Regions from separate parts of the Homo sapiens genome. Here region 2 is linked to region 1. A link is a loop called in an ENCODE intact Hi-C map of the cell type or tissue named here. Cell type or tissue: IMR-90. All regions are shown on one strand.

Region 1 (2,500 bases):
TGTTGAAGTCCTAACCCCCAGTACCTCAGAATGTGACTGGATTTGGAGATAGGACTTTTAAGGAGGTGACTGAGGTTAAATGAGGTCACAGGAATGGGTTCTAATTTAAACTGACTGGCATCTTTGTAAGGAGAGGAGGTTAGGACACAAACAGACACAAAAGGAAGACCCTGTGTAGACTCAGGAGAAGACGCCATCTGCAAGCCAAGGAGAAGGGCTTCAGACTGAAATGAAATGAAACCCCCACTACAGACACCTTGATCTTGGACTTCCAGCCTCCAGAACTGTGAGAAAATAAATGTCTGGGCCGGGTGCAGTGGCTCATGCCTGTAATCCCAGCACATTGGGAGGCTGAGGTGGGCAGATCACAAGGTCAAGAGATCAAGGCCATCCTGGCTAACATGGTGAAACCCAGTCTCTACTAAAAATACAAAAATTAGCTGGGCATGGTGGCGGGCACCTGTAGTCCCAGCTACTAGGGAGGCTGAGGCAGGAGAATGGCGTGAACCCGGGAGGTGGAGCTTGCAGTGAGCTGAGATCGTGCCACTGCACTCCAGCCTGGGTGACAGAGCGAGACTCCGAGACTCCGTCTCAAAAAAAAACAAAAAACAAAAACAAAAAACACATTTTGTGGAAAGAACAAGAAAGAATAAGGTAGAGTGATTTTTATTTTATTTTTTCTGTTATTTTGGCACAGGCACGACAAAGACCAGGAAGTGATTGGTCTTTTATCTGTTTTCTTATCTGTTTCTATTATGGCTGTACCTGAAAGTGTTTAAATTATACCAAATATTTTCTTGCTCTCTCTCTCTGTGTCTCTCTGAGTTTTACTCCAAAGGTTTTCTGGAGAGGGCACGCGGTGGAAACCAGACTTTGTTGGCGGAAAGAGATGGTTCAAACCTTTTGTCTGCTGCTTGCTCACTGGACGTTGGGCGAGGCATCTTACATGTTTGAGCCACTGCTTCCTCATTTGTAACTGGGAAATGATGCCCTCTCAACGGATAGACATGAGCGTTATATGAGATAAAGCTGTAATTTGCTTCCTGGCCCATAACAGACCCCAAATAAATGCTATTTTCCATTTCTTCTCTTCCTTCTCCCAACCCATAGTTAGCCAGAAAAAAACCAGTTATGAACCAAAGAAAATTCCAGTTCACTGAATCCCTGTTTACATTTATGTAAATTAGAAGCATAAATGTAAATTACATTTATGTGCACTGCACTCCCAAATCAGTGTCCTCAGCAGGAGTTCAAAGAGGTGCTGCTCCCAGACTCAGGAAGTGCACCACTAGGCCGGTCCATGGACAGTCTTCTGAGCATGGGCCCCTCTCAGAAACAGAGGCTGTTTCAAGAATTCTATAGACATTGCATTTATTGGGCAACTGGCAAGCTGATGTCCCACCTAGTGGTCAGTGGGAGGTAGCCCATTTCAAGAAGAGATGAGAAGACCTTTCATAATATCTTCTGCTGGGCAGAGCCTGAAGAACTGTGTCAGCTCACCCCATTCTCTCCATTTACAGAGGCCTGGGCACGTACAGCACAAGCGTGAGGCATGACAGGTGCAGCGTGCAACGTCCTCTGGCAATGAGGGTGGGGCTGGTGAGAGTCACTCTCCTGGAGAGAGAGAGAAAGTCCTGAGATTAAGAGGCATACCTTTGAATGGTTTCCCTAAAATATAAAATATTTCAAATACACAGAAAAGTTTATAACACACAACACATTCCCCACCCAACTCTCTTGAGTGCTAACATTTTGTCACACTTGCTTTCTGTTTTATTAAGAAGCAAAACAATACATATGCCGTCAAATCTCCTAAAATACCCTTCCACGACCCTTTCTCTTCCCTGTCTTTCACCCAGTGGTAACCATCAGCTCCAATTTTGTGTGTACCTTTAATGGCATTCAAAAATTCCACTAACATCCCATGTGTGAATCCATTTTTTACATGTTTTCAAAATTTATTTTATTGATGACATGCTGTATGTATTTTTTCTATTATGAATAATGCAATGAACTTTCTTGTGCCATTTTCCCTATGGAACTTCTGCAAAAGTTTCTCTATTATTTTTTTACATGTGGAACTGCTGGATCAAAGAGCAAATGTTTTCTTTCCAGAGGTATTGTACCAAATTACCCTTCAAATCTCCAGAGGTAAGAAGACCTCATGCTCTATATTTGCACTTATGTTGAGATTGTTAGTCTTCTTAATATTTTCCATTTGATGGTTATGAAATGACATTTCATACTGTTTTGATTCATAGTTTCTTATTTAGTAGCTATATTGAACATCTTTTTATGTTTCTTGGCCTTGTATTTTTTTTCTCTTCTGAATGGTCTGTTGATATCTTTTGCCTTTTATTTTTAGTTTTCAGACAGGGTCTCGTTCTGTCATTCAGGCTGGAGTGCAGTGGCGGGATCACAGCTCACTGTAAACTTTGTCTCCCAGGTTCAAGCAATCCTGCCTCCTCAGCCTCCTGAGTAGCTGGGACTACAGGTGCAC
Region 2 (2,500 bases), 330 kb before region 1:
TCATACAGCACACATGTTCAGGCTGAAAGATCAACAGAACAAAAGTCTAGAAATAGACCCAGACAGTATGGGAAGCTAATGTTTGATAAAGGTAGCATTTAAAATCCTTAGGGAAGAGAGGGAATATTCAATAAGTGATACTGGGAAACTGGCCAGAGAACTCAACCAAAAAAAATTAAGTTGGGCCGGGCAGGGTGGCTCACGCCTGTAATCCCAGCACTTTGGGAGGCTGAGGCAGGCGGATCACCTGAGATCAGGAGTTCAAGACCAACTTGGCCAACATGGTGAAACACCTTCTCTACTAAAAATACAAAAAATTAGCCAGGCATGATGATACATGCCTATAGTCCCAGCTACTTGGGAGGCTGAGGCAGGAGAATCACTTGAACTCAAGAGGTGGAGGTTGCAGTGAGCTGAGATCACGCCACTGCACTCCTGCCTGGGTGATAGAGTAAGACTCTCTCTTAAAAAAAAAAAAAAATCAAGTTGGACCATACTGAAACTTTTTGTGTATGACAAATGTAGCAAATACTTAAATGTAAAAACTGAAATAATAAAAGTTTTGGACAAAACCATAGAGAATAATTTTTTTCACATCTAAGTGGGAAAGGCCTTTCTATGAATGCCTCAAAACTCTGAATAAATATGGCCACAAATATGACTATGAACAATACCACTATATAAATGATAAACTAGGTAAAATACCTACAACTTAATATAACAAATTAGCAAAGGGCTGATTTCCCTAATATTTTAAGAATGCCTAAAAGAAATCAATGAAAGGCTGGGCGCGGTGCTCACGCCTGTAATCCCAGCACTTTGGGAGGCCGAGGTGGGTGGATCAGGAGGTGAGGAGTTCAAGACCAGCCTGGCCAAGATGTTGAAACCCCATCTCTACCAAAAATATAAAAATTAGTCGGGTGTGGTGGTGCACGCCTGTAATCCCAGCTACTCGGGAGGCTGAGGCAGAAGAATTACTTGAACCCGGGAGGCGGAGACTGCAGTGAGCCGAGATCACACCACTGCACTCCAGCCTGGGCAACAGAGTGAGACTCCATTTCAAAAAAAAAAAAAAAAAGACATCGATGAAAAAGATAACTCAGAAGAAAAATGAAAAAAAAAAGGGCAAATGATCTGAACAAAGAGCTCACAGAAAAGGGAATGCAGATTGTTCCTAAACACAGAAAAATATGCTCAATTTCAACAAAAATATGATAAATAGCAATTAAAACAAAGATAAAAAAATGTCATTACATTGTGTTGCCAGAGGGGAGGCAATAAGCCTTCTCTGCATTGCTGGGGATAACCTGAAATGTTGCAACCTCGTGCCGGCTATTTGGCAAGACCAAAAACATTTTACAAACACATGGGCCCAGCAGATACATTTGCAGATGTGAGATGACTTATGAACATAGTTATTCACTGCAACACTGTTTGTAAATAACAAAAGATGGTCGACAAACTAAATTCCAACAATAGGAAAATTGTGAGTTTTCTTTCAACAATGTGGAGATCATTTACACTAGTACATATGGGGATGCAGGGCTAGTTTCCTTCATTTATCTTAAGAACTGACTCCTTATTGCATATGAATCAGCATGTCCAGTCTACGCCCCCTCACTCCCATACATTCTACTTTTTTTTAAAATTTAAGCTGTATATTGCACCATTTGTGAAAAAGAGGAAGAAAAAGCACATTTGTACATATTTACTTGTAGATGCATACAGTATCTTTGGAAGGAATCACAAGAAATTGATAGCTGTGGTTGCCCCACAGGAGAAGCCCTTGATGAATAGGGTGGGTGAGGCAGGGGGTATCGATCTTGAAATTCATGAATGTTGAACCCTGTGAATTGATTACCTATTATAATGAATCCATTTTTAAATAAAACAAAATCCCAGAGTGGGTAGCCTTTAGACCTCAATGTACAAAGTTCTAAGCCTCTTAAATTTTGATAACCTATAGGCCTAATAGTCTCTCCTCAGGAAAAGATCTGAAGATTGTGTGTTAAAAAGTCACATTTCTTTGGGTTAGTTCTTATTTTGGACTTGAACACAACTGCTAGAAAAGTAAAAGCCTCTCAACGCCTCAGCCATTCTCTCTGCAATGCTTTTCCTTTCCAATGGTCCTGGCAGTGGGATGCACCATGACAGCCCATCTTCGTTCCCCACAGTCGTGTGCATATATCTGAACAAGGCCTTCCCTCCTAAACCACCTGAGATTCTGCCATCCCATTTGGTCTAAAGATCCGGTACACCTATAGTGAGATGCCTTTTTATTTACCAATGAGGACCAAATGCACTAAGTAGTGAACTAACATGAAAACAAAACACCAAGGTAAGTTACTGAGCTGGGTGGGAAAACATGAGTGAGACAATTAATTGCTTGTTGAAACACTCTACCCTTTCTTAGTAGCACTGAGAGACCCATTTTGATTAGAAAGCGGAAATCAGAAACATTAAAGAGATTTCAATGTGTTAGGTATCCCCATCTCCACTA

What was found. A loop is a pair of places that touch in the nucleus more often than their neighbours do. Peaks named below come from ENCODE experiments on the same cell type or tissue, not always from the same donor. Only the 100,000 strongest peaks of a DNase experiment are listed, where the experiment ranks them.
Region 2: a loop joins it to region 1, with 5 times the contacts of the local background. A loop is called at or near these places in 4 of 110 quality-filtered maps.

Annotation. Positions count from the first base shown.
Region 1 is chr21:37,581,361-37,583,860 of GRCh38, forward strand. The region is part of intron 1 of KCNJ6-AS1 (KCNJ6 antisense RNA 1); the gene reads left to right. Among named protein-coding and RNA genes, the nearest start is that of KCNJ6-AS1, 64 kb to the left of the region's middle. In IMR-90, a CTCF peak has its summit at 1,406 (motif pointing left); a DNase peak (open chromatin) is centred at 1,381.
Region 2 is chr21:37,249,839-37,252,338 of GRCh38, forward strand. The region is part of intron 1 of VPS26C (VPS26 endosomal protein sorting factor C); the gene reads right to left. Among named protein-coding and RNA genes, the nearest start is that of VPS26C, 16 kb to the right of the region's middle. In IMR-90, a CTCF peak has its summit at 1,293; a DNase peak (open chromatin) is centred at 1,343; H3K27ac peaks cover 167 bases.